2 separate regions of the Homo sapiens genome follow, and region 1 is linked to region 2. The links are chromatin loops, found by intact Hi-C in ENCODE. Cell type or tissue: Caco-2. All regions are shown on one strand.

Region 1 (8,000 bases), 110 kb before region 2:
CCCAGCACTTTGGGAGGCCGAGGTGGGAGGATCACTTGAGGTCAGGAGTTTGAGAACAGCCTGGGCACCATAGTGAGACCTCATCTCTAGAAAAAATTTAAAAACTAGCAGGGCATGGTGGCACGTGCCTGTGGTCCCAGCTACTTGGGAGGCTGAGGTGGGAGGATCACTTGAGCCCAGGAGGTTGGGGCTGCAGTGAGCCATGATGGCACCACTGCACTATAGCTTGGATGACAAAGGGAGAGTTGTCTCTAAAAAAAAAAATTAAAAAAGAAAGAAAGAAAAGAAAGTAAGAAAGTAAAAGAAAAGGGTTTGATCTTGGGGGGTAAAACCAACTGCTAGTGTGCCTGGAGTAATATCTTCAAGATTCCAAAGTTCCTTCTGAGTTGAAAAGTGTCATGGTCTTTAGCAATGACAGTGAGAATGGTATGGGAGGGGGGAATGGAGCACTATATGTCCAGGATTTGCCAAGCCTAGTCTAAACCATTCTTCCTGGTAGTGGTTTATAATGAAACTTAATTTTTCATTGTCTCATATTTTCCAAATGTATGCAGTTCCATGTTCTTATGGCCACTCGGATTAAATTTTCAGATTTTAAAGTGATAGGCCGCAGAAGTTACAGAGAAAAATGACCATAAAAGATGTCATAGAGAGTTACAACTGGTCATTCTTGAGGGGTCCCTCAAGCTGGCCTTCCATCTTGGGGTTGATTTGATAAGCTCTCAAAAGATGATTTCAAGTGTGCACCCAGGGGCGATGGATTTCCTGGTATGATTTCTCATAAATATATGCATGAATTTATGAATATATACATATTTATATATACATATATATATATATATTATACACACACTTTCAGCATATAGACCAGATTACTAATTAATTTCCAAATGGAGACATCCTTTATCAGAAACTACCCTCCCCAGGGCTACTTCTACAGGTTTCTACTTCTCCTTCTGAATAATGGGTAAGAAGCTGAATGTGTCCAGGAAGTGTCCCAGTGAGCATGAAATCAGAACCTTCCCTCTTTTCTTTCCAGTGGTTAAAAAGTGGGCCTTGATTAAAAACTGCTCTGCCGCTTGCCGATGAGCTTGTCCTTAGGCAGTTTCTCAGATTCACTATGTCTTGGTTTTCCCAGCTGTAGAATGCAAATAGCAATGATACCTGACACAGGGTTCTTGTATAAAGTGCTCAGAACAATAAGTAGCACCTGTTAAACACAATGTTCATTTTTATGATTACATTTTTTTCTAGTAGTTTAGAAATATAATTTCCATGATAATGTAACAGCCCTAATGGCCCAAAAAAAAAGCCCATATTATTTTTTTTAACCCCTGCATATTATTCGAAATCCAGGAGTACCAAGAAAGATCTCACCTGAGAAGGCTAATTGTGTAGTTTTTTCTCTTCCTTTATACACTATACCTGGGAGTTAGCTCCACTCCTGGATTAACTCTTATTTCTCTATTTTCTTTCTGTTTTACAACAATTCATCACACCACATATGTAGATGACTGTGTGTATGTGAACATGGCAAGTGAAACCTCACGATCTCCAGGCTGTTCGGTGAAGCTTTATGCGAATTCATTTCACCTACACCCTTCCCCTGCCCACCCAAGGCCTTGAACCGAAGCCTGTGATCCCCTCCCAAGTTGGATCCTGCCCTTCGCCAAAGGCAAGACCGCTGAAGGCGTGGCCTTCTAGATGATTCATCAGGTTGGCGGGCTCTCCCTCCCCTCCCCCTTGCCCAGGGGACACCCTGTCCGCGTGAAGAGGGGGGCCTTTGTGTGAGTGATGTTTCTCAATTATCAAACTAGTGGCGTGAAACCTTTTCCTGAAACACCTGAGTGTAAAAGGTTTTGTTACCTCCCTTTTTTTCTTTTAAATAATAAAGGAATAGCCACACCTACCTTAGTTTCTATTGGATAAAAAGGTGAATAGTTTTGTTGTGGTGGTTGTTGTTGTTTTAAGCCTTCAACTCTCAAAAGGCACAGAGTTCCCAGGTGCAAAGAGGTAGCTTAGACCTGTCTGGGGCGGATCGGGGACAGGAGCCAGCTCCCCTGAGGTCGAGCACCAGAGCCGGCCCCCAGACCCCGCCCTCGACTACAATTTCTCTTCCTTCTCCTCCCCCTTGCTTTGCGAGCTATTGACTGACTGCAGCCAGCTGAGGCCCAGGCTGTGGGAATCCGGACTTCCTTTTCTTCCCTCTCCCATTTTTCCTTCTTCCTCCACCCTCCCCCAAACCAAACCCCAAAACCTCTAGGTAGTCCAATATTAAAACCGGTGGAACAAAAGCATTCCCAAAATCAGGAGGAGGGAAAGAAGAAGACGAGGGAGGCAAAAGTAGGAGGAAAATAGGAATGTCAACATTTATTTTCCTGAAGGGGAAAAAAAATTCTCTCTGGGCAGGCAGGCCATCTTCCGGGACGGGGAATCCACAGTTTCCTCAGGTAATGAGTTCCAGGGATGCTGGATGCAGGTGGTAAAAATACGCAGCGTTTCAATGGGATGATGGGAGATGTTTACAGCCCTCCTGGGAAGATGCCAGAGAGTTTAACAGTCCTGGGATACCTCCCAGCTGCCTGCTCTGGTGCTGGATGAGTTTACGCCTCCTTTCCTGCTGGAAAAGGTGAAGCAACCAGTGACTTGTCCAGGGTCACACACCACGCTTGGGACAGAAATAACTCTGACGTCTCTTTCCTGGCTATATCAGCAGACAACATCGCCTAATGACAGTACTACCATTCCAATCTGAATCATTTAAATTGCTCCTAATTGCAGGCCTGCAGTGCACTGTAACTGCCGTATGACTCTAACTGCCAAGCCAGCCGAGATAGGAATGACTGAAGTTTTGCAAATTCCTGAATATGGAATTAAAAATGCTGGGCGGGGGAGGGGGTAGCGCAAAAGTGTTTGAAAACCACTTTGAAACTGCTGACAGGTATCCTATTTCAAATTGTTTAAAAGATGAATTGGAAATGTCAACTTAAATTTGTCATTTTATTGGAATTAGAGAAACACTTGGTGTTCAAATGGATGCGGTTCGAAAAGGCACCTCAGATATTTCTAAGAAGTTCGGCTTCACACTCTTCCTTTTTGTGTCTGCTAAATTACTGTCTCATTTTGGTGTTTAAACTTCCCTTTTAACTCCTTTGTGGGCAGATATGGGGAAAGGGGAGGGCCTGGGAAACAACCAGGCATTTGACTTCAGATCTGAACACGGGGCTGGACACGTGCTGTGCTCAGGAAAGAAAGTAAATTCCACCTGGCAAATTGCTCTAACTGATTTATTTGTCCACAAAGAGACGCCACCTACCTGCTTGCAGGTATTCAGGTAAATGACAGGTGGGCGGGGCCTCCTGACTCTTTCAATCCCTAAGGTCTCAGCAATGCTTTATCTGTCGGGGCTTCCGTGATGTCACCCATTTCCTGGTCTGGAGCGACCAATGCCGTCCTCCTTCCTCCAGGCACCTGTTCACCGAAGTTGAGGCTGGTCACAACTCCGGCGGCCCAAGGAGCTGCTCGGTTCACCCACAAGGAATGAGAGCTGCCTGCCTGCTGCTGCTTGGAGAGCCCCAGACAGTCGCTTGAAGAGGTGAGTTGAAACCCTCCATTTTTCTCTCTTGGCATTTAGACCACTGGCCCCTGAGGGATCTGAACACGGAATTTGAATGAAAAAATACAAGCTGAACGGCTTGTCGCTAGTGTTTGCCCCAGAGGGAGAAGCTTTTTTGAGACAGAAGAGTAGAGAGATGACTTTGACATTCTAGTTGCACAATAAACTTCTCCCAGGCCAGATATTTAATCCTTTTTGTTTCTCTGATCATTAATCCAGCCTGTGCTTGTCCTCGTACTTGATCTGATTAAAACAACAACAACAACCTAAAGAGAAGTAGAGTGAAGGCTTTTGTTTTGAAACTTAGCGCGAAGGTGCAGATCTGTTCAGCCCGTTTAACGGGGGCTAGGAGGCCAGTGCAGACTGGATTCAGAGTTCTTATTTTTCCTTTTCTTCCTCCCTGTATTTTGATCTAAACCTGTGAAGTGTCCCTAGTTTTTTTTTCTTTCCCCCTGAAAACCTGTTCCTCAGGGCAAATTCTGTTGCCCTATTCAGAAGCTGTGCGTTCCAGTTTTCCTCTCTTCTCTGAAAAAGTCTACCATTTTCTTTGCTCTTTGTTGAACACTCTTTTAAATACGACTTTGCAGTGTGCATTTAGAATTTGTTTACATTTAGACCTGGACTGGCTGCCTGCTGACCTTTGGTTACAGTAAGAATTAATTCCCTCATTGCTGCAAGAATGTGACTTCAGGTCTGATTTTTAATTTTTTGGACCTCTTTGGCTTTTTCTGTCTCTTTTTCTTTTAATAGCAAATATACCGAGGAAGTTGTTCTGCCAGGACCTGGCTTTTAAAGTAATTTTACCTCTAGGATCCATTTTTGTTTTCTTAATCCTGATCACACAGCCTGTATCTTGACAGCCCAATAGTCAAACTCTTTAGCCAATATTGTTGTCAGAGAAAGGAAACCATTTTTAAGCCCAGCTGCCTGCTGGGATGAGCTGGAAAAACTGGAAAAAGAAATAAATCTGCGAGACACTTCATTCTAGATTCCAACATCAGCTGTTTTTCTGAGATTTAAGTTAGCAGATGTTTGCAAGGGAATAATCTGTTAGGAATTATGCTCCTGTTCATCCACCCAGAAATACAAAATGCATGTAAATTCTCCCAAGGTATGAATTGAAACAAGCTGAGATCATTTTTGCCTTAGACAGACAGTCGTTCCTCACCACTAAGAATCTGCCCAGTTCTTGTTGCTAATTTCTGTCTTACTGTTTGGAGGTCCCTATTGTTCTTCCTTAACTGACCTTTGTTTATTATTTTCCCCAAGCTTGTGAGTTTAAGGGGGGGGGTTTGGCCACCACTTGTCTCTTACTAAGGTTCTCACTTGATTCAAAGCTTGGATCTTCTGATAAAAGTGCATCTAAACCTCTCCTCAAGATTACATTGCCTCTGGTTTACCATGGTTGATTAGTGCTTTTCACAGTAGTTAATTTATGATTAAATAAATAATTTCATCACTGTATGTCAGCATGTCTGAGTACTAAAGGAACAAAGCTGTAGACACTGTACCCCCAGGTAGAAGAAAGAAAAGAAGTGACAAAGACTGGAATTCAGAGTCAGATTGACTAGAATGCAGTTGGTCTGTTGGGTAATTTACACACAAGTCCTGTCCAGAGTTCCTGTGGTAACTCCACCCATTGGTTCAAGTGGACATAGGCCTGATGGAAAAATGTGCAATCTCCTTCATTTATATCCTTGAGCAAGTTACTTCTCTGACTTTCAGTTTCTTCATCGGTAAGATGGGAGATAATAATCCCCATGATCTAATGTGGTTGTGAGAAGTAAATGAGGTAGCTAATATATGTTAGCATCCAGCGACCAATGCCTGGTGTTAACTGGTGCTAAACTGAGGCTAGGTTCTTCCTTTGGAAGGAATTTTCCTAGGTTGCTTGGAGGAGAGAGTCTGACTCTATCAAGATAAAGATCATATGTGGTTGCAGTTGTAGGAACCTTGATAGTTCTTGTTATTGTAATTAATTGTAGGTAATTAACTGCAATGTTAACAGTTTGGAAAAAGAAAACAGGCAGGAGAATTCTTAAACAATGTCATCAAACAAGGTGGGCAGATTTGTCTCCGCTAGCCTCACAGGCAAAGCTTTTAGGAGTTGCTGGCTGGCTGTGATTTCTTCCTTTTCCCACTCTAAGGCTCTCATCCTGCAACAGACCCACAAAATGTGATTCTCCATGGGCCTTTCGGGGGAAATGTCCAGTTGTCATTGCTGTAATCTGACTTGGCAGAGAGTTCTTTTTGCTGTCAGTCGTGCTATCTCCAGGGCAGACTGGGTGTTTGGTCTCCTCCAGTCTCACAGATAAACACCCTTCTCCCTAACCAGAGTGAGGGTTCATGCCGAGCCTCTGGCAGGAGGAAGCCCCTGGTTTGGAGCCTCATTGTACCATAGAAGGAGGTTCATGACCCATTGGATGTGATTGGCCTTGTCATGCAATACCCTGTGCCCTTGGGTGACCTTGAGTCATTGCATATGAGCAGTTGTGTGCCCAGGGCCCTGGTCACTTCTCTGGGTCTCGCCCTTCAGGGATACCACAAATTTTCATCATTCAAGAGTAAGGGATTAGTGGATTGAGGTCAGTGGGTTCTACTGTTCTACTAGCTTGCCTACGGAGCCCTAAGGGAGAACCTCAACCCCCCTGCATGTCAGTTTCCTTAGCTACATTTTTCCCCAAAGGACGCTAAAATGGTGTACTTCACAGGCCCCCTCCATCCTTACAACTGAAGCAAGGTGGGCTGCATGTCCAGGTGGGTAGGTCAGACTGACTGGGGGGACTGGGTAGTGCCTCACTAGAAAATATCAATCTTATTCATTCCATTCTAGGTGGGGCAATGCTACTGCTTTAGAATAGTGGTCTGGTCTCTGGCATCAGGCTGCCTACCTGGGTTTTTGAAACCCAGATCTACCATGTGCTACCTGTGTGACCTGGGACAGATTCTTTAAGCTGCTCTCATCAGCTGTGTAATAGGGTTATCATGAAGATGAAATGGGTTGAAATGTGTAAAGTGCTTGGAATGGTACCTGCCACAGTGTTACTTGTAAATATTGAAAGGAAGGCATAGTTGATAGTATCAGACAGGTCTGTGTATCAGACCCAGTTCTACCATGTAGTTGCTAGCCTAAATAAGTTCCTTAATATTTCTTTGCTTTGGTTTCATCAGCTGGGAAATGAAATACTTCCCAGACTCAGAGCTGTTGGGAGGAATAATTGAAATAATTACATGGAAAGTGCCTGGCATATTTTAAATGTTCAGTGAGTGTTAACTATTGTTATATTATTTTAAACATTTTTATATTGCTTACAGTTAGACATCTTAGGTCATGCTACTATCTGGATGTAATAATGATGGAAACGGTAGTACGTTGAGGGCCAAAGACTGAGCAAAAAAAGATTTCCCAAAAGGCTCCCAAAGGCAGAGGAGGAAAACCTGTTAACAAAGATTGTGTTGTTTCTCTTGGAGTTCCAGGGTAGAGTGGCTGCCAGTGGAAATGCCTGGTCTTTCATAAACCTGTGGGGAGTGGGCTTCTGTGATGTGAGTAAACAGCGGGTCTTCCTGGAGCGGTGATTTCCTGGCTTCACCTGTCACTGTCTCCTTGTCTCCAAGACCTTGGCTAAGACTTCCTTTCTATATTTGAATTCCTCACTTAAAGTGGAGAAAATAGGGTCTGGTGGGATCTTGACTACTTTTTTTTTCCTTTCACTCTCTTGACCAGGATACGATCTTGACTACTCGAAATGCCGTCTGTAAGATGCTGGCAAGGCGAGGACACATAAGAGATGCTCTAAAGTGTGTCCTCCTCATTGCCTCAGTATTCATGGACTTCCCAGTAGCATACAACTATTCCTAATATTTATGTACTGACATTACATAGACTCTCTTTTATGTGGTTGGCAAATTTATTGTCCTCTGACAATGCCTCCAAAGTATCAAAGGCTTTTCAAAACTGTTTGGAAGGAAGACTGTGTCACTGTTCCTGGGTTAATATGATTTAATCATTAACTATCCCCAAAGAATAGGGTTGACATGAAAACCATAAAAAAACCATAAAATGTGGAAAACTACACTGAGCTGAAATCAGGAACAGAAAACGTTTGTTGTCTCCCGTAAACTTTCTGTGTTTACCCTTTCCTCCATTTTGTTCTGTGTGACATGAGGACACCACAGTGACCTATTTGGTTAGTTACACAGATACACACTTCAGATCAGTAAGAGGAAGAACTTTCTATGAATTAGAGTTGTCCGAAAATGTAGTAGGTTGCCTTTTGGGATACTGAGTTTCTTGTCACTGAAGGTGATCATTTTTTTTGGCATATTTAGTGCATGGTGTATGTTTGCTGGATGAGTGAATGAATTAATAAATGAATGACAAAGA
Region 2 (8,000 bases):
TGGTTTCATGGCATCACTTGTAACTAAAAAAAATTCTTAAAGGTAGCTCATTCTTCTTGCAACAGAAAGTAGGGAATGCCCTTTTCTTTCTACGTCAATCTATATGTTGGTTGGAATAGCTTACAAATTGAGTTTTTGAGTAATATATAGAGAAACAATATTCAAATTTTTTATTTTGGAACATCTCTGCTTTATACTATGTTAATTACATAGCCTACAAGGTTATACACCCCTCCAGGTTCTCCAGCCAGCCAAGCCTCATAAATCCATAAATTACCTGTTTCTCTACAATAAGGAGTCTAGACAGACCAGATATATCCTGCTAAAACATTTTATGGATAAGGACTCCGTGATGTCTTTTTGCTAGTAAATGCTTAATGTTTAAATTTAACTGATCATCTTTATTAATGAAAAACTAGTTTATTAGCTTAATTAATTAATTGAAGTTTTTATCCAATTAACTAATTTTAGTTGAATTAACTAGAATACGTCATATTCTAAGTCATCAAATTATGGAGAAGGTAGCCTCCATCTGCACTGTGGTTTTAGAATTCCTTCCACCTCCTCATCATGAAAGAGCTGGGAGGATCTGGTCACATTTCTGCTGCAACCCTCTGTCATATGTCTTAATTCCTGGAAACGTGCAAACTGACTTAGTCGGAATTGTAATTATTTCCGTTTTAACTTATATTCTATCTGACTTCTGAAATATCCTCACAAAAAAGTAACATATTTAAAAAAACTGAGACATATATGGCTCTTTGATTATTTCAGTTTTTATATTCTTACTAAAATCTTGTTTGGTTTAGGAAACCAGGTAGCTTTTTAAAAATAAGAGCTTAAACAATTCAAAGAAATACCAAAGAAGACAAAGCAGGATTTGTGGGACAGAAAACTTTTAGCCAATTAAAAAAGTTAAGGAATGCTAGGCATCAAATTTTGCATGGTTTACCTCTGTGGGGAGGCAAGGCCTATGAGCAGAAAGAGTCATAGAGCGACTAAGTGCACATGGAATGTTTATTTCTGATGTAGGGTTTTGAGGTACATGGGTAGGTCATTCTGTTATTCTTTATGCTTTTTTACTTGTCTAAAATGTTTTATTCTAAATATCCAAAGCAAATATTCTAAAATGGAAATACATCTTATAGTTTGAGAAATATTCAGGTACCCATTGTGTTTTTAATTAGCTTAAACTATTTTACCATAAATTATGTTTTTAAACATCAAGGAACATTGTAAGGTGTCCAAAGTAGGGTGAGGAGAATGGCGAAAAAAGATAGATAGAAAAGTCATCTCTTTCATACGTAACTCTCCTCCTCTCCAGCCAAAGTCAGGTAACCCTGGGTGTGAAGCTTTCACAGATGATTTTCTTTTTCCATTGCTGACATTGGTCGCTTTTCTGGTTAAGAAAGGAAATGGTCATGGACACTGGTTCATGAGACAGGACACATGCACACATGCCATATTTGTGGTATTTCAGCCATTGCATCCAGCCCCTCAGTGCACAACTAAACATCTCTTGCTCACCGCAGGCAAGGCTGCCTGGTAAGCACTGAGCAGGTGTGAAAGAAGACTCTATAAAATATGGTTACTTTTTTTTAACATAGAAAAGTTTCTGATATTTATAAATGACAGAGTGTTTTTGAAATGCTGACTCACTACTATCAGGAATAAATGACTCACTTGAGAAATTTTGGGTGCAGTTCACTCTGTGTGCTTAAGATTCCTCCATGGCCAGGAGCAGTGGCTCATGCTTGTAATCCCAGCACTTTGGGAGGCCAAGGCACTTGGAGCCAGGAGTTCCAGACCAGCCTGAGCAACAAAGCAATACTTTTTCTCTATGAAAATATTTTAGAAATATATTTTTCTAATGGTCTGTAATCGGTTCCTTCCTCCATTTTTACTCTTTCCTTTTGAAGTGTAAACTTTATCTGAGTTAACCTGTAGAATTTGGGACAATGTAACCCTATTATGGTTGGGAGTGGATAAGGTGAGGGTTCTTTCCAGGTGTCTTTCTCTGTGATTTCAAGAACCACCATTGTATTTATGCACTTTGCATAATTTATGCAGCTTTGGTAATTTTTGCATTTAGAAAATGGAAACCCACTTTGCATTTTCTACATTCAAAAACTACCAGAGTTGTGAATTCATGTGCCATGTTTTTCCATCTGTGCCTTCAGCCCCTCCATCCTACAATTACTTGTCATGAGAAGGTGGTAAATATCCAAAAAGACCCCGGTGAATCTCTCGGCATGACCGTCGCAGGGGGAGCATCACATAGAGAATGGGATTTGCCTATCTATGTCATCAGTGTTGAGCCCGGAGGAGTCATAAGCAGAGATGGAAGAATAAAAACAGGTAAAAAGTAAAGGGATTTTAAAGGCACTGGGGTGGCAGAGAATCAAGAGAAATTAGTAGCTTGTTAGGTGACTATTTTCAAAATTAATGAGAGAATGTGGGAGTGATCGGCCAGGACTTTTGTTACCCATTGACCATGATTGGTTTGAGTATAGATACTAGACCAGGTTCCACTTTTCTTAGTTGCAGGCCAACTTGCCTGCAAGTAAAGCTAGAATCTCCAAACTGTTCCAGGAATTAATAGAGAACTGCTACAGTTATGAGCAAGTTACCTCTATTAAATGGCATAATGTAGTTCCATTCATTCTAAGTGGTTCTTTAGTGGGTTGATCCGGTGGTGGAATTCATGAAATAATTCATGAATTATTCAATTATATGGGTTAGATAGAAAAAGTCATTTGATAGATTTGATTCAATGAATACTCATTAAGTGAAAGTATCATGCTGGATACTTTCCCAGAGTGAAAATTATTTCACTACTTTAAGCTCATGTATTCTGGGCTACTTTGAGTAAATAAAGGAAGATGATATCAAATTTGCCTCTACAAATATGTATCCTTAATAATATTGTCAATTCATTCAAGAGGGTAGGTAGCTCAGATGGGTGAGGAATTATGCCATTTAAAAGTCCAGGTTCAAGAGATAAACTGTGAAGTTTCCCAAGTACAGCTGCTGAGCCTGAGGAGCCACAGGGGGATGGTATCTTAAGAGATTTAGTCAGCTGTCTGAAAGATGCTTCTTTCGGGTCAGAAAGGACTCAAGGCCTTTCTCTTTTTTCTCCTCCTGTCTTTTTGCTCTTGCTGTGGTTATTCTGTATAAGAAAGTTAAGCAAAAGGGGACAGAAAAAAACAGGATGAAGATAAAAAAATAGAAAATGGAAATAGGGGAGATGTATATTTTAATTTCTCTTTTCTGCAAAACATCTGGGTGGAAAATGATGAGGCCAAACAAAGTGGCTTGTTAACAAATGACTTGTTAACAGAACATAAGCTAGAGGATTATATGATCTATATGGAAATGATCCTGCACATAGTAGGCGCTTAACCAATAGTAGCTATTTTCACCTTAGCAATGAAAATGTTTTTCTTTCTGCTTCTTTAAGAGTGCAGCTCCAAGACTCCTCTGCCAGACACTCTCATGGGTAGTTTCTTTTCATTCAATCCATATTTACTGGAGGCCTACTACATGCCTGGCTCCGTGCAAATGCTGGAGCTTTTGCCAAATCCTCCTACTTTATGCTAAAAACAAGAAACAAAAGAGTGAAAAAGTAGGTTTTCTTTGATTAAATAGTGAACAAGACTAATTTTCCTCTCTCACTCCCTTCCTTCCTTCCTTCAGCGGTATTCTTGTGTAAAACACCGATAGCTGTGCTTTAGAAAACCCCAAACAAGTCTTAACAGCACCTTGGAATGCACACACTGTTTACCATTTGCTATGTGAGCACCCAGCCTCCCGTCAACAAAGAAAACCTTTGCCCTCTCTGCATCCCTGCAATCCCAGTCAGCCCCTATCCCCTTGCACTTTAAGCAGAAGTCCCTGTTTGTGCTCTCACTAAAGATAGCTTCTGCTTCTCTGGCCATCAGGTGACATTTTGTTGAATGTGGATGGGGTCGAACTGACAGAGGTCAGCCGGAGTGAGGCAGTGGCATTATTGAAAAGAACATCATCCTCGATAGTACTCAAAGCTTTGGAAGTCAAAGAGTATGAGCCCCAGGAAGACTGCAGCAGCCCAGCAGCCCTGGACTCCAACCACAACATGGCCCCACCCAGTGACTGGTCCCCATCCTGGGTCATGTGGCTGGAATTACCACGGTAAGTCCAAACACAACATCCCTGTAGGGGCGTGGGAGAAAACGATTACATTTCTTAAACCACTCTTTCACTCTCTAGGGCTGATTCATGGCACTAGCATCTTAATTAGACCCAGTCTTGGTTGTGGGACTGTGAAATAATTCTCTCTTCCCATTTGTAACTGAAAATGCATGCGGACATTCTAGGGCAAAGACAAAAGCCTGGATGTGGAAATACTGTTTGGCGTTCAGGTTGAGGAGCTCACAGGACTGCCATGTACAGCTGTGTAGGTTGTTCATGCAGCAGAGAGCTCCACAGACAGGCAGAGGGGGCAGAGACCCAGCCTGTGTTTACACCCCTTGGAGCTGAGTTGCACTGCCTAGGAGAAGGTTCACCTTCGCCTAATCTGCTAGTGGCAGCCCTGGGATCTTGCAGGGAGGCTGACTGCCTTCTGTGGCTTTATTTTATTTTATTTTTATATAGAGTCTTGCTCTGTCACCCAGGCTAGAGTGCAGTGGTGCAATCTCGGCTCACTGCAACCTTGGCCTCCTGGGTTCAAATGATTCTCCTACCTCAGCCTCCCCAAGTAGCTGGGATTACAGGCACACACCACCACGCCCAGCTCATTTTTGTATTTCTAGTAGAGACGGGGATTCACCATGTTGCCCAGGCTGGTCTCAAACTCCTGACTTCAATCAATCTGCCTGCCTCGGCCTGGCAAAGTGCTGGGATTACAGGTGTGAGCCACCATGTCCAGCCAGTTTTATCTTTTGAGTGGCCTTGGCTGCACATAAAACAATGCCCCAGAGCACTTCGCCTTTGCTAAGATGTTTAAGCACCTTTTGTTTGGAGACATTTCTTAGATCATCTCTCCTTAGGGCCTGCTCCTGAGGAGTTCTTGTGTAAAACTTCAGGAAGTAGCTGGGTTGTCATTTTAGTGACATTTTAGAGCCTTACAGTGACGTAATTACTTGTCTCACTTAATTACTTCAGGGAAGAATTTGGGGTCAGCCCTACAAAATGGCCAGTACAGAACTATTCAAAGAACAGACAAGTTGGTGTTTGCTCACCTGCATGAGAGCATAAACTGTTGGCCTTCAGATGATTATCTTGCTGTTCCAATGTGTGAATAATGCTAAATATTAGCATCACTGAAGATATACTAGCATAGGACTAAATATGGAAAAATGAAAGTGAGACGTTTAGTTTTAGTACGTTTTTCTTGAGGGTGGAGATAAGTCTCTCTCTCTTTTTACATTTCAAATGAGTTTTTTAAGAAAAACAAAACCCTGCCTCAAATACAAAATTAACTAGATTCCTTTTTGAGCCTTCACTAGTTGATAAATTATTTTCTAAATCAGTACATTTTCAAAAGTCCTTAAACAGTTAAAATCTGAGCGTTGAGTCAGTTTAAAACCCTTTAGACATTTTAGAACTGAGCCTGAGTGAAAGTAGAGAGTATGACTTTAAAGTTTTATTTTTAAAAATCTTTCTGAAACTAGGATCTATTAAAATTATTTTGTTTTTTGTGTTTGAAAGCTATTCTGTCATGTAATCAAAGTCCTTCATTATTCATTTGTGTAAGAGAGGACAATGTGAGGTGCTTTTTGCTCCAAATACAACCAAGCGAATGTCTTTCTTCCCCTCTACCTTTTGTCATTTGCCCTTGGGCATGGCACTTCTCTACTTTTGCTGGAAGTAGTCTGGGCTGGGTGTGGTGGCTCATGCCTGTAATCCCAGCAGTTTGGGAGGCTAAGGTGAGTGGATCACTTGAGACCAGGAGTTCAAGACCAGCCTGGCCAACATGGCAAAACCGCATCTCTACTAAAAATACAAAAAATTAGCCAAGCGTGGTGGCACACGCCTGTAGTCCCAGCTACTCGGGAGGCTGAGGCATGAGAATTGCTTGAACCCAGGAGGCGGAGGTTGCAGTGAGCTGAGATCGCGCCACTGCACTCCAGCCTGGGTGACAGAGAGAGACTCTGTCTCAAAAAAAAAAGAAGAAGTAGAGTCTGCACTTTGCTCATTTCCTCTAAATGGACAGTGGTAAGGAAGCATGATATCCCGGCATAGACAACACTGATTTTCAGAACCCTGGAGATTCCTGGTTTCTTTCATTCCATCCTCTCCCTGTAGTAACAGAATAAACATGGTAGAAAATTCAGAATGCACCAAAGAATGTAAAGAGAACAAAAAGTAAGTCTCCCTCCCTTCAGATTCATTCAATAAAGGTGATCACCATTATCAATTTCTTGTGTATTCTATGTCAGAGGTTGGCAAATCTTTTCTAAAAAGGGCCTGATAGTTTAGGCTTTGAGGGCCACGCAGTCTCTGTGGCAATTACTCATTTCTGCTGTTGTGGTGTGAGAGCAGCCACAGGCAATACATGAATGAATGAGGAAGGCTGTGTTCCAATAAAATTTTACTTATAAAACCAGGTGTTGGGTTGGGCTGTAAATTGCTCACCCCTGGCCTGTGTTTATATGTATACACACACATACACACAAACACAATGGTAGCATATACACTCCTATGTACCATGCATTTTATTTAAAAACAAATCTGATGTTCTTGGGTATCATGATAGGCACTGCACCATCGTTGTATCCACTGCCAATTAGGAACTGGTTAAATAAGTTATGGTACATCTAAACAGCCATGCGCCAGGTTGCCTGGATATCAAATTATTGTATCACTTCATTCCTATAGGACTACATAGGCATTGCATCACTGCTAAGTAGCATTGAATGGTGTGGAGAAGTGGGAGGCTCATGTCATTTCTTTCCCTCCATATGTGGCTTGGTCTTTTTACTTAACGTTCAAAATAACTGTTCTATTATTTTGTAGCTGCTTTTCAGGGACTCTAGAAATTTGTTTCTTTGATATATTTTATATTTCATATATTTAGTGTTCTCGGATCCTTTTCAACTCTTTTTTCTCCATTTTGCTTTCTTGGCTTTTAACTTTTATTTTAGGTTCAGGGGTACATGTGCAGGTTTGTTATATAGGTAAACTCATGTCACAGGGGTTTGTTGTACAGATGAGTTCAGTACCCAGGTACTAAGCCTAGTACTCATTAGTTATATTTGCTGATCCTCTTCCTCCTTCCATCCTCCACCCTCAAGTAGGCCCTGGTGTCTGTTGTCACCCTCATTGTGTCCATGAGTTCTCATCATTTTAGTTCCCACTTATAAGTGAGAACATGAAGTATTTGGTTTTCTGTTCCTGAGTCAGTTTGCTAAGGATAATGTCCTCCAGATCCATCCGTATTCCCACAAAAGACATGATCTTGTTCTTCTTTATGACTGCATCGTATTCCATGATGTATATGTACCACATTTTCTTTATCTAGTCTACCATTGATGGGCATTTAGGTTGATTCTGTATCTTTGCTATTGTAAATAGTGCTGCATGTTTTCCTGGCTTATTTGCATCTTTCCTTCAATGCTCACTGTGTTTTCAATATTATTTCTGTTCCTTTGCAGCCACTTTCATTGCTGTGGTGTTTTTATTTTTCTCTTCCACTTTTGTGTTCTGTTCCATTGGCTCATTTCTTCTGTTGTCTCATCTTCCTTGAAGTCTTATCTCTGCATTGAGCTCTTGTTCATAGAGCAGTTGCTTCAGAAATATTTTACATTCATAGTAATATGGTTGGTTATCAATTTTCTTTTCTTTTCTTTTCTTTTTTTACCTCACTAACCAACTTTATTTAGTTTTAAGAAATCACCTTCCGTATTTCATAGTCAAGGCCTGAGAGTCACAAAAAAATTTGAAAATCACTCCAGAAGGTGCATTAAAAACTTCTTTCTACTTGGCCAGCATTTAACTCAGAAACTAGCAAACTCAGTTAT

What was found. Hi-C counts contacts between places; a loop is a spot of excess contacts. Peaks named below come from ENCODE experiments on the same cell type or tissue, not always from the same donor. Only the 100,000 strongest peaks of a DNase experiment are listed, where the experiment ranks them.
Region 1: it touches region 2 in a loop (2.5-fold over the local background); 2 of 110 quality-filtered maps call a loop at or near these places.

Annotation. Positions count from the first base shown.
Region 1 is chr4:53,586,983-53,594,982 of GRCh38, reverse strand. It overlaps LNX1 (ligand of numb-protein X 1), which reads left to right and starts at 3,497. Exons shown (of 11, transcript NM_001126328.3): 1 at 3,497-3,595. LNX1-AS2 (LNX1 antisense RNA 2) reads right to left here and starts at 2,027. Exons shown (of 2, transcript NR_046827.1): 1 at 1,911-2,027. RefSeq lists an enhancer at 1,405-2,317. In Caco-2, no CTCF peak of the experiment used is centred here; DNase peaks (open chromatin) are centred at 1,712, 2,092 and 3,382; H3K4me3 peaks cover 3,004 bases.
Region 2 is chr4:53,472,923-53,480,922 of GRCh38, reverse strand. LNX1 (ligand of numb-protein X 1) reads left to right here. Exons shown (of 11, transcript NM_001126328.3): 8 at 2,181-2,358; 9 at 3,942-4,170. Among named protein-coding and RNA genes, the nearest start is that of LNX1-AS1, 23 kb to the left of the region's middle. In Caco-2, no CTCF peak of the experiment used is centred here; DNase peaks (open chromatin) are centred at 3,832 and 4,112; H3K4me3 peaks cover 838 bases.